Linked DNA regions of Homo sapiens: region 2 is linked to region 1. A link is an interaction called in ENCODE POLR2A ChIA-PET data of the cell type or tissue named here. Cell type or tissue: OCI-LY7. All regions are shown on one strand. Links, peaks and the distances in the headings refer to the core of each region. The heading gives the core; the rest is flanking DNA.

What was found. ChIA-PET counts read pairs that join two places held together with the same protein. Peaks named below come from ENCODE experiments on the same cell type or tissue, not always from the same donor. Only the 100,000 strongest peaks of a DNase experiment are listed, where the experiment ranks them.
Region 2: POLR2A ChIA-PET joins it to region 1 with 11 read pairs; 5 of 35 experiments call an interaction of 5 or more read pairs at or near these places.

What each region holds. Positions count from the first base shown.
Region 1 is chr6:21,747,830-21,760,662 of GRCh38, reverse strand. All of the region lies in intron 2 of CASC15 (cancer susceptibility 15), which reads right to left. It overlaps LOC124901274 (a long non-coding RNA gene), which reads right to left and starts at 5,963. Exons shown (of 2, transcript XR_007059492.1): 1 at 5,847-5,963; 2 at 5,024-5,735. In OCI-LY7, for the core only: no CTCF peak of the experiment used is centred there; no DNase peak of the experiment used is centred there.
Region 2 is chr6:21,797,501-21,810,333 of GRCh38, reverse strand. CASC15 (cancer susceptibility 15) reads right to left here. Exons shown (of 12, transcript NR_015410.2): 4 at 7,594-7,677. Among named protein-coding and RNA genes, the nearest start is that of CASC15, 140 kb to the right of the region's middle. RefSeq lists an enhancer at 11,875-12,472. In OCI-LY7, for the core only: no CTCF peak of the experiment used is centred there; no DNase peak of the experiment used is centred there.

The sequences.
Region 1 (12,833 bases), core at 2,592-10,591:
TTCTTTGTGCATTTGCTATAAGGTCGCAAATCACCCCCACCTGAACATCAGAGTTTTCTAAAAAAGCAAAACCAAAACAACTCCGTACTAGTGCAGTTTGCATGCCTTACTATCATAGTGACAAATGTATACGCATTTTTGTCAAAGATGTAATATTTGATAAACTGATAACAGAAGCTTTCATGCACATAAAGATAATAAACTTCGCATGTGCTTATAAAGTTACTTGTATATTGAGATGTATTTCCAGTCACTGGAGGTGTATTCACATTTTCTCAATCTAAATTGTTGTGTTGTGTTCAGCAGGTAGTGTGTGGCAGTGTGGCAAGGCTAAAGCCACAGTTTCCTATCTAGTCCACGATCCCAAGCTATGCCCAGCATATGAGACTTGTTTTCTTAATCCTGAAAGTGTGGAGTTGTTTACAAAGACACCCAGCTCATCAACTTGCTGATTCTTGTTTTAGCAGGGACTAGACTTTTTCTTCTGGAGTTGAAAACCAAGGTACAAAACAATCAAGGTTTTCCAAAACCTTGATTTTGGAAATTATAGTGTTTGTGCCAAAAGAGAAAATTTTGACTAGAGTAAAATATTTTAAAGTACCTACATTTTTAGAGTTCTCTAAAAGTAATTTTTAAAAAGATTATTTGCTAAATTAGTCTATTATCTGATTCTGCATAACTCAACCATAGTTGATGATGTCAAAAACTAGAAGTACCGGGCGTGGTGGCTCATACCTGTAATCCCAGCTCTTTGCGAGGCCGAGACAGAAGGATCCTTTGACCCCAGGAGCTCAAGACCAGCCTAGGCAACATAGCAAGATCCTGTCTTTACTAGATATCAAAAAAATTAGCTGGGTATGGGGGTGTGTGCCTGTAGTCCCAGCTACTCAGGAGACGGAGGCAGGAAGATTGCTTGAACCAGGGAATTTGAGGCTGCAGTGAGCTATGAGCGCACCATTGCATCCAGCCTGGGCAACAGAGTAATAAGACCCTGTCTAAAAAAAAAAAAGTTAGCAGGGAAGTGGTTTAAAACCACCTCTGTTCTTAATTATGTTTAAAATAAATTTTAGCATGAGGACTTAGTGTGCTCTCAGAGCTATGGTCTAAGAACCTCTAATTCCTAATTGACAGAATAGCTTATAATTGTATTTTCATAGCGTTTGGTAAAAACAGTCAGCTTGTTTATTTTTAAAAAGGCTCATAGGCCGGGTGCAGTGGCTCACACCAGTAATCCCGGCACTTTCAGAGGCCGAGGCAAGCGGATCACCTGAGGTTGGGAGTTCGAGACCAGCATGACCAACATGGAGAAACCCTGTCTCTACTAAAAATACAAAATTAGCCGGGCGTGGTGGCGCATGCCTGTAACCCCAGCTACTCAGGAGGCTGAGACAGGAGAATCTCTTTAACACGGGAGGCGGAGGTTGCAGTGAGCCAAGATCGCGGCATTGCACTCTGGCCTGGCCGTCTCAAAAAAAAAAAAAAAAAAAAAAAAAAAAGACGCATTAATATAAAACTTACGATTAAAGAAATCAACTGATATCTATTTGGAACACATTTTTTCTCTCTGAAAAAATCACTCACCCTCACATATGGATACCAAAATGGTGATTTTTTTAAAGCACTGATGCATTTGAAAATTTCTCCAAAAGAAAGAAACTGTCTTTGTGGTAACATATTCCTTCTTAGATAAATGTGTCATAGCTATATCACTGGGTATACTAGATTCCATAGCTCTTCAGTTTAAAAAAAAAAAAAAGGTGTCTTATACACTCTATATTGTACAAAATCTAAAACTTGCATAACACAAATGGAAGCCATCTTGAAAAGTAAAATAAATAAATTACTATTGCAGAGAAAAAAGAATTACAGAACACAGTTATGCTGAAAACAATAGCTATGGGCAGAAAAAGTGACAAGACATATAGCAGCTCATTAAAAATTCAGAGGATATTGAAAAAGGCAAATTTAATTTGCCCACCTTCACCAAATAACGCTGAAGGACACCTGACAAATCCAACACATAAACCGTGTACTATGAAATTCAAACATTTACAAGTTCTATCATCCTCAGTCCTTGCTTCTTACCAGAAGGAAAGGGTGGAATGAAATCCATTTACTAAAAGCTTACCTCGACAGGAATGAAAAGGAATATAGGACCAGGCATGGTGGCTCACGCCTGTAATCCCAGCACTTTGGGAGGCCGAGGTGGGCGGATCACGAGGTCAGGAGATTGAGACCATCCTGGCTAACACGGTGAAACCCCGTCTCTCCTAAAAAAAAAATACAAAAAAATTAGCCGGGCGTGGTGGTGGGCGCCTGTAGTCCCAGCTACCTGGGAGACTGAGGCAGTGGAATGGCGTGAACCCGGGAGGAGCTTGCCGTGAGCCGAGATTGCGCCACTACACTCCAGCCTGGGCGACAGAATGAGACTCCGTCTTAAAAAAAAAAAAAAAAAAAAAAAATAGAATTGCCGGGCGCGGTGGCTCACGCCTGTAATCCCAGCACTTTGGGAGGCCGAGGTGGGCGGATCACGAGGTCAGGAGATCGAGACCATCTTGGCTAACAAGGTGAAACCCTATCTCTACTAAAAAAAAAAAAACAAAAAAACAAAAAAATTAGCCGGGCATGGTGGCGGGCGCCTGTAGTCCCAGCTACGCAGGAGGCTGAGGCAGGATAATAGCGTGAACCCGGGAGGCGGAGCTTGCAGTGAGCCAAGACTGTGCCACTGCACTCCAGCCTGGGCAACAGAGTGAGACTCCGTCTCAAAAAAAAAAAAAAAGAAAAGAATTATCAAGGACCAGGACGGGCACAGTGGCTCATGCCTGTAATTCCGGCACTTTGGGAGGCCGAGGTGAGTGGATCACCTGAGGTCAGGAGTTCGAGACCAGCCTGGTCAACAGGGTGAAACCCTGTCTCTACTAAAAATACAAAAAAATTAGCCGGGTGCGGTGGCATGCGCCTGTAATCCCAGCTACTCGGGAGGCTGACGCAGGAGAATCACCTGGGAGGCGGAGGTTGCAGTGAGCCGAGATTGCGCCATTGCACTCCAGCCTGGGTGACGACCCTTTGTTTCCTGATAGACATAGCTAATCATCAACTAAGAAAACTCAGACCTGGAGCATTTAAGTAACTTTTATTCCTGTACACATTGCCTCTTCCTGCTTCCCTACCCCTCAGCACCCCCACCACACCAATACAATACAATGCAGACTCTCTCTCATGATATCACCCATTCATACTCCATCCTCATTCACAATGGTCACAGAAGGAAGGAAAGGTTACAGCACCAGAAGCCGAAAGCTTGGTGTCACTCAGCACATATAGGGGCTACTGTGTCTAGGACACCAAAAAAGAGCAAAGAAGTAAAAAGCAACACCTCCACTTAGGAAGTGTGGCAGGGAAAATGAAAAAAATGCCGCAACATTTACGGAGAAATATAGCAAGAATCACTCACTGAGCACAAATCCTTACCCCCACTCCAGCCGACAAGGCCCTAGTGACCAGGCCTGTACTTGCCTCCAAAGCTCTCCATTTCTGGCAGCCACAGTGGTCTCTTTGGGTTTCCTCACACCAAACTCATTCTGTCTTGGAGCCTTTGCCCTGCCTGTACTCACTCCCACCTCAAATGCCCTTCCCCCTGATCTTCACAGGACAGGCTCCTCCTTGTAATCCAGATCTCAGTTTAGATGAAACCTCTTCAGAGACACCTCAGCTGACCTCCCAATCTGTAGCACCCGCCCCAGGCACCTTCCCATTGCCCTATTTGAATTCTGTGTATTGCAATATCTCATATTTTTCTCATTATGTTTTATTATTGACATTAATAGAGTCAAACCTTACTGTTTACAGATTCTGTATTTGCAAATTCACCTAACTTGCAGAAATTTACGTGTAACCCCAAAATCAATATGCATGGTGCTTTCCTGCTTTCTCAAACATGCACAGAGCAGTGAAAGTTCTAAGTTGCCCAACACACATTCCCAGCTGACGCTGAACAAGGTGACACGCTGCCTTCTTGTTTCAGCTTCAATCATGTAAACAAGTGTCATTTTTAATGCCATGTTCTTTGCATTTTTATGCTTTTTGTTGGTGATTTCACTGTTTGCAATGCCCCCCAGATGGAGGGCTGAAATGCTATTAATATCTAGTGTTACTAAGCGCAAGAAGTCTGTGATGTACCTTGCAGAGAAAAGGCACGTGTTTGCTAAGCTTCACTTAGGCATGAGTTGTAGCACTATTAGCCATGAGTTTAATGTTAATGAACCAATAATATACATTAAATTACACATATATTAAATATATGTATCAAATCTAAATGTAAATATATTTTAAAATACAAATAAAACATATTAAATAAAATACATGCTAAATAAAACACATAAAATAAGCATATGTGTTCATTGATGAAAATCTTGCAGCCAGAGGCTCTCAGGAACCTAACCCTGTATTTTCCCTAGGAGCAATGGTTCAGTATTTGCTAATTCAGTGTTCACAGCAACTTTACAGAACATTAACTCTCTCAGATCATGAGACTCAGTGTATTTATTTTTATTTTTATTTATTTATTTTTTGAGACGGAGTCTCACCCTGTCGCCCAGGCTGGAGTTCAGTGGCACGATCTCAGTTCACTGCAACCTCTGCCTCCCGGGTTCAAGAGATTCTCCTGCCCCAGCCTTCCGAGTAGCTGGGATTACAGGTGCGTGCCACCACACCTGGCTAATTTTTGTATTTTTAGTAGAGATGGGGTTTCACCATGTTGGCCAGGCTGGTCTCGAACTGCTGACCTCGTGATCAGCCGGCTTCGGCCTCCCAAAGTGCTGGGAATACAGGCATGAGCCACCGTGCCCGGCTCAGCGTATTCATTTTGGGAGTTCTCCACAGAAAGACATTTTACTGAATTTGTCTATTTTGCTTCCGCTAAACCGGACCACAGCTGATGGTGATGAAAGTAACAGAGAAATAGTTAAAAGCTTGATTGTTGTCCTTAATTCAGTTTCAAATAAATTTCTGCATGCAGACGAAGTGGGTTTACACAGCTATGGCATAATTTATTATTCCCTGAGAGCAAGGACTACGCCTGTCTTGCACAGAGATATGGCTCACCAATGCCTACAAACAACGTCTAGCACCAAGTGGGTTCCCACTAAAAATCTCATATATGAATGAAATACTCCATGCCAAACGAAATCCTATTTCTTATACTTATTTCCCCTGAAAAACAATATACCAAGTCTAAGGTACTAAATTCTTCCTTCCATTTAGCTTGGGTGGATACAAAATTTGAGGCAATGACATTATAAAGACAAGGTCAAGGAGTTCAAAAACAGAGATCTGGGTTTGAATTCTCTGAACTGCTACACGTGTGAGCTTGGAGACTACACTTTCCCTCTCAGAATCTCACTTTTTTTGTCTAAAAATTAGGGATAATACCACCTCCAGCAGATGATTGTGATACATCAATGTGATAATGTATATACAATTTCTAATACCTTGCTTCACACCTAACAGGCACTGAATAAAGACCATTCCTTCAAGCCTACGTGGAATCATGAGTCACACAGAGTAGCATCGCCAGAGGGAACAGAAAGTCCTCACTTGATACGGCAGAAACAGGAACAGGGTTAGGTAGTCTCCGGCAGGCTGGTCAGTTTTGATCTTTACAACTTGGTTGATGATCACCTCAGCCCTACCTTCAAAAGCGATTCCTGTCCACAGGGGTTGGTAACTGCCTTCCCCTTTACACAAAAAACAAGAAAAAAAATGGTGAAAATCCACAGCCTCCTTTGTCTTTATTTGCATTTGCTTTTGTTTAATTGTAGCAAAATATACATAACATAAAAATTTACCATTTTGGCCGGGTGTGGTGGCTCATGTCTGTAATCCCAGCACTTTGGGAGGCCTGGCGGATCACAAGGTCAGGAGTTCACGACTAGCCTGACAAACATAGTGAAACCCTGTCAATACTAAAAATACAAGAATTAGCTAGACGTAGTGGAACACACCTGTAATCCCAGCTACTTAGGAGGCTGAGGTAGAAGAATCACTTGAACCCGGGAGGCAGAGGTTGCAGTGATCCAAGATTACGCCACTGTACTCCAGCCTGGGCAACAGAGTGAGACTCCAAGACTTCGAGATTCTGTCTCCAAAAAAAAAAAAAAAAAACCATTTTAACCATTTTTTTAAAGTATCTTCTTTCTTAAACGCAGTCTCTGACAGGGGCTGCATAAAGATATGCATGAGATTTGGCCTTGAGAATATTGTAAGATTGCATATAATGCTCCTAAGCTTAGATGTATGACCCCCAACCAATTTTCCACTACTTTCTACTGAATGCCTCACTTGAGCAACAGACATTCTCCTAAAACTTCGTCTGCCATTCTCATTCTTGAAACTTTACTATTACATTTTGTGGGTGAATCTCTATTTTACATAATCTACCAAAATTTCCTAGCTGGCATGATGAAACGAGTTTTTAAAATTTCTTCCTGCCTATATATTTTTCTGTGGTGAGGAAGTTGGATGATGTCTAACACCCATTTGAGGTCTCACATATTATAATTCTGTTATTAAAATCACAGGAATGATTATACACCACACTATCTACACACAGGGTAAAATGTTGCTTCAGTTAGCACAGACCAAAAATGGCATGCTTACAGTATCACACATTCCCAAACAAAGCATATCAAGCTTTGTATAACTGCCACTGAAATAGCTGCAAGAAAAACAAACACCATTTCAGTGACCTCACACAACCTCATTCTATAAACATTACAAAAACTCCTTTTACACTGATCTGTTTAAGGCAGCAAGACTTAAGGGTTGACTGATAAAGCTTTCGTGTGAGTTCAATTAGTTTTTTAAAAAACCAAGTGAGTTTTGCAGAACTTATTGGCAGATTAACGTAGGAGAGCTGAGCAGCAAGCTTGCCTTCGTCAGAGGAATGAAGCGAGCTGTGGCTTTGGGTCTCTCGCATGGGACTTCTGACCTGAGAAGAATGCGATCATAGGCCCAGTGAGCTACCACAGATGTTCCCCTATCGCCTTGATATCGCCTCGACTCATCACTTGTCTCACTTAGTCCTCAAAGGTAGGTATCATGTTCAAGTATTTCAGACTTTCTAACATATTTGTCCACTTCTGTGGCATTTCAAGAACCACCTTATTAGCAAACAAAGCCACCCACTGAATGTGTTCAGAATTACAAACGCACGCTCCTATGCTTTTCCTACATGAGTGATATCCAAACACATTCCATCAGAAACACTTTATTCCAGTTATCTACTACACAGCTGGCAATTCCAATATAGGAAGGAATCCTCTCCTTGTCCACAGGACAAAACACTGCTAACATGTAAATGTACTGGAGTTCTGCTTCTGTGTATGAAGTATTAAATGCAACAGGAGGAGGAGGAGTGTGTGGGAGAAAGAAAAGAGAAAAGAAATAATAAAATAGGCTAAGCATGGTGGCTCACACCTGTAATCCCAGCACTTCTCAAAAAGAAAGGAAATAATAAAATAATGGATTTCAAACCCAACCATCTGGATAATTGCATTAAATGCAAATGATCCAAACATTACAGTTAAAAGGACTGCTAAAAAACTTACAAGTAGCATCACATTTAATTGTGAAAGACTAAGTGCTGTGCCGGGCGTGGTGGCTCACGCCTGTAATCCCAACACTTTGGGAGGCAGAGGCGGGTGGATCACCTGAGGTCAGGAGTTCAAGACCACCCTGACTAACATGGTGAAACCCCATCTCTACTAAAAATACAAAAATTAGCTGGGCATAGTGGCAGGCACCTATAATCCCAGCTACTCAGGAGGCTGAGGCAGGAGAATCACTTGAACCCAGGAGGCGGAGGTTGCAGTGAGCCGAGATCGCACCATTGCACTCCAGCCTAGGTGACAGAGAGGGACTCCGTCTCAAAAAAAAAAAAACTAAGTGCTTTGACTTCATGTTTGTTCATTAAAAATGACTCATAAAGAAAGGGAGCTGACAAGCCACAAACTTGGAGAGAATGTCTAAAAGACACATAAAATGCTACTACCTAGAATTTATAAAGAGCTCCTACAAAAAAGCAAATTACAGCCAGACACAATGGCACATGCCTGTGGTCCCAGCTACTAAGAAGGCTAAGGCAGGAGGATCACTTGAGCCCAAGAACAGACCATCCTGGGCAACATAGTGAGACCTCATCTCAAAAAAAAAAAAAAAAAATACAGACCATAGAAGAAGTGACAAATGCAAATATTCATTTGCATAGAAATGGCCAATAATATATGTAAAGATGTACAATCTCATTAAGTATCCAGAAATACAAATTAAAAGAAACTATGCTAAACACAATACCAAAGGTAAGTTTGCAATGGTGTTGAATGATAGGAATATTTTACTCATTACTCATGAATGTTTGTCCCAACCACCTTGAAAAACAAGCCTGCACCAACTCAGGAAGTGGAATATATGCATGCCCTGTAATCCAGTTATTCTCCTTGGGAATATATCCCAGAAAAACTGTGTACCAGTTGCTCTGTGTACCAGGATACAAGAATGTCCACAGCAGTATTATTTGCAATGACCCAAACTGCAAACTACTTGACTTAGTTTAGCTCCTCTCAGAAGCAGACCCTAAGACAAAAATTAAGTTTATTTAGAAGAAAAAAATAAACAAAAAAAACTGGTAGGGGTATGGGGGAGTAAGACAGGGAAGAAAAGGCAGCCAATAAACGGTGTACCATTAAACCAACTACTGTGTGAGTCACTGGGGCATCGTCTCATAGAGAAACTAGGGGAACTGCAATTATCCAAGGGAGCTGCGGTATTTACACCCCAACTCCCCAGAGTCATTGGTTGAGACCTGCCCCCAGGGGCACTCCTGGCTTTCTGTGATGTGCAAGGCTTTCTGTAGTTGGGATGGAGAGGAGAGCGCTTAGACACAGATGCAGATAATGCATCTGGAGGTTGATGAGTGCATCACGAAACAGCTAAAAGACGTGGGTGAGGAACTGACAGAATCTGCTACAAAACAAAACCCACAAGTACACTGACAGGAAATGGATAAACTGAGGTACATTCATACACAGTAGTACTATACAGCAATGAAAATAAATGTATAAAGTTGCGCACATCACAAAACATATAACGTTAATTTTTAAAAAGGCGATAGAAGAAACACAGTACAGTTTCATGTATTTGAAGCTTTAAAACATGCAAAATAAAGCAATTATTAGTTAGGGACACATATATGGCGAAATCATGAAGGAACACAAGAAAATGGAAAACAAAAATGTCAGGATGCTGACTTATGTAAAATATGCTAAGAGACTAAACGTGTTTGAAATTATCAAAATTACATTTTATTTTGGAGAAATTAACTTTAATTGAAAAGGGAAAAGTTGTATCTGAGGTACGGGTGAGGAGGAATAATTGAAAGATAAAACAGAATTGAGACTGTTCTATGCTGGATGGCAGACGCATGGGTCAGCCTTTTATTGCTGTCTATTTCAGAAATGTATGTACACTTTTTATGCATAAAATATTTCAAAAAAGTAAAAGATTGAAATAAAAGATATCAAAACATTCACATAACTTCTCTGAGTGGAAGAATAATGGATTTTCTTTTCTTCTTTTTACTTTTCTGTATTTTCCGCAATAAATGTACATTCTTTTTGTATTAATAAAACAATTTGAAATTAATCATTTCCTCATAACCCCCCCTTATCTCCTAATTCTAGTTCTACCACCTTACACACATGGCCAATCTAGAAAAAGAGGGAAATCAGTTACTTGATTCCCTGTTGTGGTTATTAAGTTACACAGAGATCCCTGGTTTGCTAATTCAGCTGCAAATTTACATTTGCCCACAGGCACTGAAGCCAAAAAAAAAAAAAAAAAAAAAAGTAGGCCAATTCTAAAATAAATCATCCAGTGGGCAATTAAATACTTGATAAAAATTGAAGGGAAGAAAGAATCAGAACTCTATAGGTTAAATCCTATTATAACCAATTTCATATGACAGTTTCTATTCTCTCCTGAGGGATTTTGAGTGGAATTCAGGTTATGCCAAACGTTGCTTGAAAAGATTGAAGTATTTAAAGAATATTAAGAGACACAATGTGTTAGTAACAATCACAATCACAATTTTTATTTTGAAAGACAAATTATACCTGTAAAGGGGGAACAGACTGCATGGTCTACATCACTATTGAATATGGGAAGACTGAAGCTCCAAGATGCTTGAAATAACCAACTTGTGTATTCATCAAATGCCTTGTATATTTTGTCAAACCATTAAAAACTAAAATCATTACTGCTGGTCTCAGAGGTTATGTCTATCAAACAACTGGTTCCACTATTTGAATATAAATTTATAATCAATATCAGTCATCCTATCAATGCTAGAACAGAATAAATGTTCTTTACGGGTTGCAAAAACTTATTATTATAGTCACTACTAGAAAACGGGTGAATTTGTGATGCCCTACGATGTATTTGTCCATTCTATTAGCAGCATCATGTTTTGATGATGTACCAGTTAATATGTCTTCCTTTGGGACTCCAAAATCATTAAGGTTTATGTATTCATAATCTGAGAGGCCTAAGTGAATAGGCTTGAGGGCCCCAGGAGCACTTAAAAGCTAGTTGGGAAGAAAAGTGCCTGCCCAAATAGCTTTTGCAGAGCAACAGACCGTAAATCTCCTTTGTGAGCTCAGATAAGCTTGGACTGAAGAGGACTCTCATAAACTCCTGCTTATCCAAACTGCAATATCTGCCTCTGTGAGTTTCTAGCCCTGACCCCTGACAGCCCCTTCCATTTAACCTGTTCTTTCAGTGTGACTGTGTATAACAAGGGTTGTGCAGGAATGCCGCATGCCCTACAATATTTATTTCAATCCAAAATTCTCTTAACCAAGCTTGGGGGCTGCAGGTTTTGTACCACAGTGTCTGAAACAGAAGAGAAAAAAGAAGAGGGCCTCAAATTTCGAGGTATAACAGTATGTACCTCGTAACTATAGTTTACAAGAGCAGCCAAACGTATTATACTAAGAACCTTAATTTAGAAAAATCCAGTAGCCCACAAAGGCTGAAAGATTTAAAAAAAAAATTGGAGTCAATCACAAAAATAACCAATGTAATTTTTTCTAAAAAAAAAAAATACTAACCTCTGAACCATGTATTGTTTTCTGTTTAATAAAAGAAAAATATTTTCTGGTTTTCTAATATAAAAGGCCAACTTCAAAGGAGCTTTATAAGTACCATAAGGTAGTATTGTCACCCAGGCAATTTCAAAAGGTCTTTCAAACCACCCTCAGATAACTAATCTGTTACTTGGCAACTCTTATGAGAAAACATCTTTAAAGAGTCCATAAACAATCATTATCTTTAAACAGCATCCCAAAAACTAAAATCCCTGGATAACATAGATTTTTCATTTTTACCTCTCTCAGACTCTATCTCACAACTCCTTCTCTAATTTAAAAATAATAATAATTTAAAAGCTAATGAGAAGAAGTCCTACAACAGATTCTGTAAAAATGCACCTTGCAAAAATGGGTGTCAAATAAAATCTATCTTTGAATTTAGAGAAAAGACAGAGAGGCAATAAAAGGATACAAGTTTAAATGAGGAAAAATCTTTACATCATCATTTACTTTTCCATTTTAATTAAACTTGAATTCCAAATGATGCTGAGTTTATTAACAAGATAATTCTTTATAAGTCACTACTGAGCAGGTTCCATAAGAATTTTATGGTCTGTCAATATCAAATGGTAAAGAGTAATCTAAGAATTTAGTGAGTCAATAAAATAAAAGGCATTCACAGTACACCCACACGTAACCTGAGAACTCCCTTGAGGACTAGGGGGGTGGTTTCAAGTGACTTTCAACATCACCAATTAAAGCAACAGCTTCGGCATTAAATATGCCATTTGCACCTCAATCTACTTCATCTCCCTCTCCAACCAACAGACAGCTCCCTGAATACAGTTGCACAAGTGCCCACTATGTATCTTGAGAGATGAAATTAGAATTTTTATGGCTGGGAAGTATTTACAGATCACATAAATACTTACACAGATCAGAGAAGTGAAATAAATTTTGAATCACCAAAATATACTACTTTCCGGGGTGCTCTGTTTACCCCAACTAAGCTCTATTTACTACAGTGCTATTTTTTAAGGCCTTCAGGAGTTCCAGGCTCATACCTTTACTAAAACACAGTGTAAGGATTCCAGATTTCCAGTGTCCTAAAATCAGTGTCCTCTTTAGGTTAAGTGTAAATGAGTGAGTATGTGTGGGTGGGGAGAAAAGGGTTGAGAAGATGTTGAAGAGGAGACAGAGTATCTTGAAAGGAAATTCCTCTTAACCCAACATGAGATTTTTGGAAATTCAGGACAGTTCAGGGTAACATGAAGTATCACTTAAGTAAGAAGGTGCATGAAGACACTTACGTTAGAATTCTCTATATTCTTGAATAAATTATAAGATGGCAGAAATCTAACAATCTGAGAATTATAATCCAATTTTCAGCATTGCAATGCTGGGTCATGTTTTACTTTTTCTAGCAATATCTTATTTTAATTCAATATTTACAAGAAAGGAAAGTTAAGTAGCATAACTCAAAATTCTGATGTTATACTGGAAAACATTTCTGTCAAATAGGAAAATAGCTCTACACATGGCTGTTTCTCCTCTGAAATTACATTGATGTCGACCTCTCCTCTTCTATAGAGGAACTTTACCACCACGGAAGGCCAGGATTACATTCAGTGAATACGTGAATAATTCCCACTGCATTAGCGTTAATGCAACTGCCACAATCATTTACAC
Region 2 (12,833 bases), core at 1,660-9,659, 51 kb before region 1:
CAAAAATTAGCCGGGTGTGGTGGTGGGCACCTGTAATCCCAGCTACTCAGGAGGCTGAGGCAGGAGAATCACTTGAACCCAGGAGGCAGAGGCTGCAGTGAGCTGAGATCGCACCACTGCACTCCAGCCTGGGTGACAGAGCAAGATTCTGTCCCCCAAAAAATTAAAAATAAAAGTAACTGTTCATAATCCATATTCAACTACTATAAACTCTCTGGCATGGTTCCTTCTAAACACTCGACAGTGTACTTTTGCATAGATAATATTGCACATGCAGTCTTGTATTTTCCTTTTACATTTTCAAATGTAAATTAAATTTAAATTTAAATGTAAAACACTGCCTAAACAGTTGTAATGTTGAATATTATTTTCTCATGCACTTTCATGTATATAATTATTTCTCCATTAGATGATAGGAATGTTGCCTCCCCCCATTTAAAAATCTTTTTGTATATAGATTTCATGTGTCAATGATAAAAGAACAGAAATAGGTAAATCTTTTGTGATATACAAGATGTACATTACTAAAAAAGAAATGTGAAATATAAAAATGGGACCCAATCATTTCAGTAAGTTTTATTACTAATATTAATCATGTTAATAGATAATTAACGTTAACTTTGACCCTTTAAATTCTGTGTTTTATATTCTCATGGATCCCAGACTGCATCATGCCTTTAATAGTGCTCTTTAGAGAGAATGATTTTTCTTTCTAAAACACATCTAAGTATGCTTTGTTGAGTAGTTTCACTGTAAAAGCAAATACAAGTGGGAGGATAAAAAGAAAAACAATTTCAAAGGAAGGAAGGAGAGAAGGAAGAGAAAAGAAAGGAGGAAGAAATTTCGTTAACCATATTCTAAGGCCTATACCACCATTAGTAAACTGTAGATATATTTTAATTCATTTCTCATACTTCTCCTTGAAAAGCATATCTTCCCATGTTAAGCGGAACAAGAACTCAAGTTCAGATTTAATAGAGTGCAGAGGGGAAGGCTGAGAGTGGGTGCAAGAGTTCACGAAAAAAGCTGGAGAGAGGATGGAGGGCCAAGCATCCAGTTTATGAGAGAGGAAAGGGGCTGCAGGATCACGCTCCTTTTGTAACATCCCCCTGCGTTTCTGGTCCTCAACTCCAAGTCTGCAGGGTGCGACCAGCCCCAGAGCCAGCAGAGCTGAGATAGACACCCCTCCTGGTTTAGCTCTGCTGCGCACACCATCCCAAGACCTGTGGGGTCAGGCCATGCGGGCAGCTCAGCAGCCACAAGGTCATGGCTGGGTTTGGCATGAAATGCTCACACTCGGAGTGAAAATAGGCCTCTGAAGAAGGATGAAGCAACAGCCAAGAAAGAACCACTTTGCAAACAGACTTCCGAGGAGAATGAGCCTCTTGAAATCCTCTGTGCAAAAGTTCACACCATAAAACAGCTGCTGCTTAATGTCTCCGGCTTCTAATGAGCCCCGAGCTCCCGGTTTGCACAGAACTTCCTGGCGAATGGTGTCCAAGGTCCTTTGCTCTTCCCCGCGCCGTTCAATCCCGTAAGTGCTCTTGGTCAAAAACTAGGTCATAAACTTATCCACTGAGAAGCGTTTACTGTTGTTTCAAATGGCGTATTCTGTTCAAGAGGTTATGATAACAAAAGAAGAGCAGCAAACAGGCTTTCAAGTTGGGGCATGTGGTTGCCAGGTTAAAAAACTGGCTCCTTACCTTATCTTAGTTCAGCTCTTTTAGATTCAAACTACTGGACTCTGGCCATTTTCTGGACTGATACAAATCATTTCTAGAATGACTAGATCAAATTTTATTTACTCTGTTTCCAGCTTTGAACTAACAGTTCCAAGCCAAAAAAAAAAAAAAAAGTTGCTGTTTCAGAAAGTATTGGCAAGATTCTCCCACTACCAAAGTTTACAGCATGGTTATACCCTGCCCCAGGAAGAAGGATGTGGCGGGATGGGGGTAAGGGAGGGAGAGAAATGGAGGAGGGCAGCTGTTTGTTCAATAAACTGCAGCAGAAAACCGCCCACATCCCATACTGTTTCTTCCACACCCCCAGCAGAGAAGCAGGAGGTGGCAGCATGAGAAGTCATTCCTCCAAGGCGAATCGTGCTGGCTGGCTGGCTTTCTGCACTCCCACATAACTGACCACGGTCCTTTCTGATTCACCCATGGAGCACAAGGACAGAAGCCAAAGGGTTTGTCTCTGCTTCCTGGGATGTTGATTCCTGCCCTGATGGAGCCCAGGAGATTTACGCCTCCTCCCCACCCATCCTCACCCTCACGTCCAACTACCCCACCCTCCTTCCCCAGTGTTTCTGAGCTCTAAGGCACACAGGGCTGCATTACAAAAGTACTCAACTAAAAGGTGTATATTTTGCATCCCACACCTTCCAAGAATATGCTGAAACTCCTCTCCACAAAAAGACACAGCTGTGGTCAACAGTCCCTAGGCTCCCCAAAACAGCATGTCCTCCACACTCAGCAACCAGGCCTCTGCTTTCTCTTCTGGAGTGGGAAGGAAGGAAAGGAATATGAGAAGGCAGGGTAGAAGAGCTGTAGCCCACCCCTACTCAGCCGGCTGGAAAGCTCCAATTTGTTAACCTAGAAAACCCTGGGGCATTGCAATCAAAGAGTGGCTCCACCCAAGCAAATAACTCGGATTATTTTTTTCCCTACTAGTGGGCAAGAAGAGAAAAGGGAAAATAAGGACAAATGTGTTCAAAACAGAAATACTGCATAACACTAACTTGGCTTTGGGCAAGGACCAGATTATAGGCCCAACACCTCCATTTCTGTCCAAGTGGAAAGAGAAACTACAGGGTGCAACCTTAATCCAGCTGCATGAACTCTGTTGCCCAGAGACTCTGCCAGCCCAAGAAGATCAACATAACCCCAAATTGCTCCTCAGTCCCCAGCTGGCCTTTTTTTTTTTAGACAGTTTCACTCTTGTTGCCCAGGCTGGTGTGCAATGGCATGATCTTGGCTTATTGCAACCTCCACCTCCCAGAATCCCAGATTCAAGCTATTCTCCAGCCTCAGCCTCCCAAATAGCTGGGATTACAGGCATGCACCACCATGCCCAGATAATTTTGTATTTTTAGTAGAGATGGGGTTTCACCATGTTGGTCAGTCTGGTCTCGAACTCCTGACCTCAGGTGATCCGCCTGCCTTGGCCTCCCAAAGTGCTGGGATTACAGGTGTGAACTAGGCATGTGGCCTAGTTCTTCAGGGTTTTTAAAGTTCTTTTTGGTAAACTGATTCTTTGTAATATACTGGTCTTAATTATAATTACCGTGGAAAGATCATTTAGCTTCAAAACTCAATGTGAGGTGGTTCTGTGTTAGAGTAGACTCTGCATGTGCATGAATTTTTCTCCTAAAAAGCCTCTCAACCCTTTCTCAAATGACTAAACTGTGACCAAAGAATGGGAACTGATATTGATGTCACAGTTCGGTTAATTGTTAAAAATAAATAAATCCAGGTTTTAGGTAATAAAACCTAAGACCAATAATTCATCTAAGACCAATGCTACAACATGTTGTCCTTTGCCAACTCTAAACGGGAAATACAAGCTGGCACAAGATGGGCACTAATCAAAGTCCTTACGTATCTCTAAACACAGGTTCAATATGACCTAACTCACATTAATTGCCTTGAAGGCTCATCTGAATTCCATGATTTAAATTTAAAAAAAAAAAAAAAAGTTGAATTGTTTTGAAAGGCGTAGAATGCCAAAAGTTGTTTACAGTTTTCGTCAGGTAAAAAGATATAACTGGCCAGGCGTGGTGGCTCACGCCTGTAATCCCACCACTTTGGGAGGCTGAGGCAGGTGGATCATCTGAGGTCAGGAGTTCAAGATCAGCCTGTCCAATATGATGAAACCCCATCTCTACTAAAAATACAAGAATTAGCTGGACGTGGTGGCATGCTCCTATCATCCCAGCTACTCAGGAGGCTGAAACAGGAGAATCACTTGAACCCAGGAGACAGAGGTTGCAGTGAGCCGAGATTGCACCACTGCACTCCAGGTGCAACTCCTGAGCAACAAGAGTGAAACTCCATCTAAAAAAAAGTTTTTTTAAAAAGGCCGGGCACAGTGGCTCACGCCTGTAATCCCAGCACTCTGGGAGGCCAAGGCGGGCGGATCACCCAAGGTTGAGAGTTCGCGACCAGCCTGACCAACATGTAGAAACCCCGTCTCTACTAAAAAATACAAAATTAGCCGGGCGTGGTGGCGTATGCCTGTAATCCCAGCTACTCGGGAGGCTGAGGCAGGAGAATCGCTTGAACCCGGGAGGCAGAGGTTTCAGTGAGCTGAGAACGTGCCATTACACTCCAGCCTGGGCAACAAGAGCGAAACTCCGTCTAAAAAAATTATATAAATATATATATATATATATAACATAGCCATCGTTAGTATAAAAATTGTACTTTTTATTTTAATTTTTTTCAGACTGAGTTTCACTCTTATTGCCCAGGCTGGAGTGCAATGGCACGATCTCGGCTCACTGCAACCTCCGCCTCCCGGGTTATAGCAATTCTCCTGCCTCAGCCTCCCGAGTAGCTGGGATTACAGGTATGTGCCACTACGCCAGGCTAATTTTGTATTTTTAGTAGAGACAGGGTTTCTCCATGTTGGTCAGGCTGGTCTCGAACTCCCGACCTCGGGTGATCTGCCCGTCTCGGCCTCCCAAAGTGCTGGGATTGTAGGCGTGAGCCACCGCGCCTGGCCAAAAATTGTACTTTTTTTGTTGGGGGACAGAGTCTCACTCTGTCTCCCGGGCTAGAGGACAGTAGCGCGATCTCAGGTCACTGCAAGCTCCACCTCTAACCAAGTTGTGGGAAACAGGAAATGTATTGACATTAATTGCCTTGTAGGCCCATCTGAATTCTTTGAGATTCCTCTCTTCCCCTCCCTGCTCTTGGCTTGCTCAGTGTTCTTTTACCTCCATCGTCACTGTGTAAGGAATTATTGGCAACTAGGCAAGAATGTCTATGAGCCTAATTTGAACTCTGCTGTCTTTCCGCAAAGAAACCAGAATCTGAAACTCTTACATCTCAGTGAGCCCCCAGAACAACCAGGAAAAATGAACTCCCAAAGGGGGAAAAATACCCATAGATTCAAAAAGAGATGAGTATACGGTGTGTTTCCAGGTCTAGCTCCACATGGCCTTTATACGCCAAGTACCACGGGATTAATGCTTGGAATGCTCAACATTGGTTATGCATAGGATTAGATTTATAAATATAAATGAGTAATACTTTCAGCTTATCTTTTCTAAAAAGTACTGACATAGCTGTAACAGCCTTAGCCACCAATAAGAAACTGCCTGTTAAAGTGAATATTCTTGCTAGTTTAAAATAGTAGCTCACTCTGCCTGACAAAACCATTTACAACATCTATAATATCTACGTATTCAAACTGCCACAATCATATAATTCATCAACTGAGAATTACCACATATTCTACCAGCATGCGGAGAACCTTTTAAGTATCTGGAAGGACCTAATGAAATGTACATCCTAACCCCAGAAAAGATGTAACTTCTTCTATGAACAATGTTCCACTCAAAATACTTTGAGAGGGGCTGGGCACAGTGGCTCACGCCTGTAATCCCAGCACTTTGGGAGGCTGAGGCAGGGGGGATCAACTGAGGTTAGGAGTTCGAGACCAGGCTGGCCAACACAGTGAAACTCCATCTTTACTAAAAATACAAACATATTAGCCAGGCGTGGTGGCACGTATCTGTAATCCCAGCTACTTGGGACGCTGAGGCAGGAGAATCACTTGAACCTGGCAAGTGGAGGCTGCAGTGAGCTGAGGTTGTACCACTGCACTCCAGCCTGGATGACAAGAGCAAAACTCTGTCTCAAAAAAAACAAAACAAACAAACAAACAAAAAACAACTTTGGAAGGGAAAAATAAAATGAAACACAAGTTCTACAGACACAAAGTTAAATGTGATCATTCAAGGTCCACCCGGCACATGTTCCTTGTATGTGCCATGCTTTTGGTTGGCCATGGCTCACAGTTATCTAAGAATTTACTATATTCAAATGTAGTTTTATGTTTGCCCAAAAAGTACAGCTACGTGTTTTCACTTTCCAGATATACGGCTGTCCTCCACTCCCTTGGGCTTCTCACATGACGAACTTGAAAATAAGTTTCTATGAGACCAACTTGTCCACATCTCTGGGCCTGTTCAGTCAGAGACAGATGTGTAGTGCTCTACAAGAATGGCTACCAAGGCCGGGCGCGGTGGCTCACGCCTGTAATCCCAGCACTTTAGGAGGCCGAGGTGAGCAGATCACCTGAGGTCAGGAGTTCAAGACCAGCCTGGCCAATATAGTGAAACCTCATCTCTACTAAAAATACAAAAAAAAAATTAGCTGGGCATGGTAGCAGGCACCTATAGTCCCAGCTACTTGGGAGACTGAGGCAGGAGAATCACTTGAACCCAGGAGGTTGCAGTGGGCCAAGATCACGCCACTGCACTCCAGCCTGGGCAACACAGTGAGACTCTGTCTCAAAAAAAAAAAAAAATAGCTACCAAAAAAATTTAAAGATTGCTGAGCATGGTAGCACACACTGGTAATCCCAGCTACTCAGGAGGCTGAGGAGGGAAGATCACTTGAGGCCAGAAGGTCAAGGTTGTAGAGTGCCATAATCACACCCGTGAATAGGCACTGCACTCCAGCCTGGGCAACCTAGTGAGACTCCATCTCTCACACACACACACACACACACACACACACACACACAAAGCTAACGGTCTCTAAATTTAAGAAGACACAGAAACAGGTCTGGGCACAGTGGCTCACACCTGTAATCCCAGCACTCTGGGAAGCCGAGGCGGGTGGATCACAAGGTTAGGAGATCGAGACCATCCTGGCTAACACGGTGAAACCCCGTCTCTACTAAAATACAAAAAAAAATTAGCCACACATGGTGGCAGGAGCCTGTAGTCCCAGCTACTCGGGAGGCTGAGGCAGGAGAATGGCGTGAACCCAGGAGGTGGAGCTTGCAGTGAGCCGAGATCGCGCCACTGCACTCCAGCCTGGACAACAGAGCGAGACTCCATCTCAAAAAAAAAAAAAAAAGAAGACACAGAAACAAACATGATTGGAGGAATCTAGGGGGAGAGGCAGAAATGAATGAATATTGGCTTACTAGATCTCCTTTTAACCAAACTCATTAGATTCTCAGGCATAAATGTTGCTTTTTAAAAACCGTGTCAAGGTACATCATGGAACAGCATGTCTCCTATTCCTACCATTTCAGATAAAGTCTGGTCACTCTTTAACTTCTCTACTTGACCAGAATATGTGCTTAGCTCTTAACATTAAAATTAGGAAATCTTAATATTGGCCTATGATATCTCCTCATGTTAAAAAATAAAATAAAAGGAGAATAATCGTACATGAACCAAAAATGCTTACGCTGTAAGAAATACTACCAGGAAATGACAAATTTTAAATCCTTTATAATGTGATTATGGCTACTAGCATGAAAAGGGATTATTCATAACTGAAATAGAAAATTAAGGAGCAAAACTCTTGGTAAGACAAAATACAAACCAGGCTGGCAGCATTTCCCTACCTGAAGAGCACTCATCAGTCATTCTGACTGTCTTGTGATAATGCTTCAGCAAACCCACCAGTGAAATGAGCTTGTTGCCAATTCCTATGAATTTAAAACAGGACAGATATGTCACACTATGCAAAACATGGCATCATGTGATCAGAAAGACATTTAATAATCTGAAGCAGAACAATAAATGTCAGCAAATCCTTTGGAACTCAGTGCTTCTGAGATAGACCCTTTAGGATGTTCCTGAAATAGATTTTATGCACTCAATCAATTTTTGTTTCTTCTGTAGTTTCCATTTGCAAAGGGACCTGGGATGTGCAGATGACATGTGAGTGACATCATGCTTGGACATGACACTAAGGGGAGAAAAGACACATGCAACAGAGAAAAATGCAGCAATGCCTTTTCCAGGGCTTTCCTAGAGAGACCGCCACTGACTGCACCACGTCAAAATGAAAGCTTTTCCCAATGGGAACTTTTATTACTGTTCCTATTAAGAGAACAGAAGGAAAAAAAAAGCAACTTTCTGGTTTTCACAGGAAAAGAATGATTTCCAAATTATGATTTTTGAGAGGGAAAGACTTATTCATGGTAAACATGAAACACATGGTGTTCTCAGAGGGTTTCTGTCCACCCTACACAGTAATATCTCTCATATGAAAGGAACAATTATTAATAGTTAAACACAATACCCCTTAGAATGCACTATATATTTCTGTTTAAAGCCTGAGGTCCCAGAGAGCCTTTAAATAATGATTCCAAAGTGAACTTCCTGCTTCTCACTCTGGAGCAAACAGAGTAGCCACATCCCACATGCTACAAAATGCAGTTGGGTGGACTCAGCTATCAACAGGATATTTGCCCACTGGACCCATTTTCAGAATGTGAAAAGAGAAATTTCAGCCAACTGGGAAGGCCAGTGGCCTCATTAGGAAATACGGGACCTATTCAACCATTGTGGGTTGTTTCCAGTTTTTTATTTGCCCTTGTTGGTGTTTTGCTTTGCTGTTTCATCAGGGTGTGGATCTCAGTGGCTCTTAATCCCAGATGTACAGGAGAATCATCTGGGAGGTTAAAGACAACACCCTTCAATGGGCCACCAGGAGGTTATAATTTGCATCTAGAGTTGAGAACCACTATCCTACCCCCATCTGACTCCAGCCTCACCAATCCAGCCTCCAACTTTCAGCATTGCACTGTATCATTTAGGCTTCTGATGAGAACTGTCAAGCAAAGCTGTCTTTCTTCCTCTTTCTTCACTTTAGAGATTTCCAAGAGGCCCTCAAGAGAGTATCAGTCCATTTTCCATGCAGTGCCAAGGATGCTCTATATTGCTATGTGCAGGCTGTTCCTAAGAATACAGGACGTTCCAGGCCGTATGGGATACGCAGCTCACTCCCACAGGGTCCCTGACTCTCCACCCCACCCCCACCGCTATTCTCATGTATGTCACAGGCTTGTCTTGAGGGAAGGCATGGGATAGAATATCTCAGGAGGTCCTATCCAATTTCCTAGCAATCTGTAACACAGGAAAGAGCGCCCTGCAGTCTGTCACTATGATACAAATGCTTCTCACAAATACCTCAACCATTAGTCTCGCCCTAAACAAACAAACATCATGCTAGGCAGAGCCGAGTGCCATTCCCTGGACGACAGGAGAATGTGACTGCAATTGCAATGCCTGTTGAGTGTACGCAATTATCTTTTAATATTAGCAAAAGCTGTATGCAGCGAGCACCCCCACTCCCACCACACACACAAAAATCCGTATCAGCTGCCTCTCCACCTGACCATTTCTCAGGAAATGAATATGTCAGGTAAATGAAAGAGAGATGGGGTCACCAGCACCTTAGTAAGATCTAATTCAAATCCTTCATTTTTGGAAAATCCACTCATTTAAAACCAAAATCAGGAATTTTGAAAAAAAAAAAAAATTGGCAGCCTTTCAATTTGAAAATAGAGTAACTTAACTGATGAATTAAAAAAATTTATAGACAAGATGGCATTCTAAATTTCAACAAGTATTTTTAAGTCCAAAAAAAAAATCACTGTGTCCCTCCATTAATTCCAACAATAGTATGTGGCTTTGCACATAACACAATCTAAGTATTTATTTGCTTGTATTTTGATCTCAGCAGTGGAAAGTCCATAAAATGAAAGATTCATATACACTAATGGCTGCTGTTTATTGAATGACTGGTACATACCAGGCACTCTGCTAAGTGCTTTCCAGGTTTCATTCCATTGAATTCCCTCAACCTGATGGAGAACAACCAGGTTCTCTATTTTATAGATGAGTCCACGAGGCTTCAATAAATAAAACAACACATCCATAGTCCACAAAGCTAGAGGGTGGCCGAGCTGGTACTTGGAGAGAAGTCTGGCTAACTTCAAAGCCCTCAACCACTTTTATGAACTATTATAGTATATTATCCTTTATAAGTAGGTAATGTACTAAAACACCACTACCACTGACACTTTTTTAAAAACAGGGGGCAGAGACAAGCAACCTGAATTCTTACGTAACTTACTTATTTAAAGACCCTGTCTTTATTTTTTAAGACAGGGTCTCTCTCTGTTACCTGAGCTGAAGTGCAGTGGCGTGTGATCACAGCTCACTGCGGCCTCTACCTCCCAGGCTCAATCAATCCTCCTGTGTCCGGAGTAGCTGGGACTACAGGCGTGTGCCACCACACCCAACTAATTTGTCTTATTTTTTGTGGAGACAAGATCTCACTCTATTGCTCAGGCTGGTCTCAAACTCCTGGGCTCAAGCAATCCTGCCTCAGCCTTCCAAAGTACTGGGATTACAGACATAAGCCACTATGCCTGGCCTGAATTATTTGACTTTTATTCTTGAGGAAAACATTCATTGTGGAGTGAGGGTGAGAATGTGGGATCTGGAATCTTGTCTCTGATATAAACTGACCACAGGCAAGTTATTGAACCTCAGAGAGTCCACATTCTCTTCTTTGAAATGGAAATAACAACGTCCACCTCACATGGCTGTTAGAAGAACCTACTGAAATAGCCATCTTTGGTACTCACTGTTAGCTTTCTTTCTTCTCTTTTTTTATTATTTTTTCTTCTTATTTTTTTTTTTAGACAGAGTCTCACTCTGTCACCCAGGCTGGAACGCAGTGGTGCGACCTCGGCTCACTGCAACCTCCACCTCCTGGGTTCAAGCGATTCTCCAGTGTCACCCTCCCAAGTAGCTGGGATTATAGGCACCTGCCACCATGCCCAGTTAATTTTTGTACTTTTTTTTTTTTTTTTTTTTAGTAGAGATGGGGATTTCACCATGTTGGCCAGGTTGGTCTCGAACTCCTGACCTCAGGTGATCCACCCGCCTCGGCTTCCCAAAGTACTGGGATTACAGGTGTGAGCCACCACGCCTGGCCTTTCTTTCCTCTCTTAGTCTCAGTGTCCTACTCTATCAGCTAGGGATAACAAACTTCATCATACCAACATCACAGAGGTCATTAAAGGAAAAGATATTAGTAGAATTGCTTTGAAAAAAAGTTATGTTTTAGAGAAGCTTTATTTCAGATCATTAGCACTTTTAGGTGTACTGACTCCCTGAAAAGAAATTATAAATCGTCACTTAGTCAACCTGAAGAGCTCATATTTAAGAAAGTAGTCTTAACTTTTTTATTGTTTTGTAAATTATCTTGATTCATATGTTTTTCAGCTCTGAGTTCTATTTTTTTTTTTTTACTTAGTGTTTCAAGGAGTCATTATTAAGCACCCATTAAGTACTCAGGCCCATAGGGAATTTTAAAAGTTGGAAATAGGATTCTTGCACCTAGGAAGGTATGATGTTTGGCTGGGTTTTCTAAAAGTAGGCACACATAAAATGTGTGGATTAATCAGTAGTTGTCAGTGATTAGCATTAGGAAAAGCGTGTAACTATTAACCAGCAGCAGAAGAGGATCAGGTGTGGTGGCTCACACCTGTAATCTCAGCACATTGGGAGGCTGAGACAGGAGGATCACTTGAGGCCAGGAGTTCAAGAACAGCCTGGGCAACATAGCAAGACTCTGTCTCTATAAAAAATAGAAAATTAGATGAATGTGGTGGCAGTAGCCCTAGCTATTTGGGAGGCTGACATGGGAGGATTGCTTGAGTCCAGCAGTTCCAGGCTGCAGGCTGCAGCGAGCCATGATCGCACCATTGCACTCTAGGCTGGGCGACAGAGCAAGATCCTGTCTCAAAAATGCAAACAAAAAGTAGCAGAAGGGAATTTCTTGGTCATGCTGGAACAGTTCTGTATCCCAATTGCAGTGATGGCTACTTGAATCTACAAGGATAACAAAATTTTGTAGAAAAATCTACACCCCCCTCCCTCTCCCTCTCCCTCTCCCCACGGTCTCCCTCTCCCTCTCTTTCCACGGTCTCCCTCTGATGCCGAGCCGAAGCTGGACAGTACTGCTGCCATCTCGGCTCACTGCAACCTCCCTGCCTGATTCTCCTGCCTCAGCTTGCCGAGTGCCTGCGATTGCAGGCGCGCACCGCCACGCCTGACGGGTTTTCGTATTTTTTTGGTGGAGACGGGGATTCGCTGTGTTGGCTGGGCTGGTCTCCAGCTCCTAACCGCGAGTGACCCGCCAGCCTCGGCCTCCCGAGGTGCCGGGATTGCAGACGGAGTCTCGTTCACTCAGTGCTCAATGGTGCCCAGGCTGGAGTGCAGTGGCGTGATCTCGGCTCGCTACAACCTCCACCTCCCAGCAGCCTGCCTTGGCCTCCCAAAGTGCCGAGATTGCAGCCTCTGCCCGGCCGCCACCCCGTCTGGGAAGTGAGGAGCGTCTCCGCCTGGCCGCCCATCGTCTGGGATGTGAGGAGCCCCTCTGCCTGGCTGCCCAGTCTGGAAAGTGAGGAGCGTCTCTGCCCGGCCGCCATCCCATCTAGGAAGTGAGGAGCGCCTCTTCCCGGCCGCCATCACATCTGGGAAGTGAGGAGCATCTCTGCCCGGCCGCCCATCATCTGAGATGTGGGGAGCACCTCTGCCCTGCCGCCCCGTCTGGGATGTGAGGAGCATCTCTGTCCGGCCGCCCCGTCTGAGAAGTGAGGAGACCCTCTGCCTGGCAACCGCCCTGTCTGAGAAGTGAGGAGCCCCTCCGCCCAGCAGCCACCCCGTCTGGGAAGTGAGGAGCGTCTCCTACCGGCAGCCACCTCGTCCGGGAGGGAGGTGGGGGGGTCAGCCCCCCGCCCGGCCAGCCGCCCCGTCCGGCAGGTGAGGGGCGCCTCTG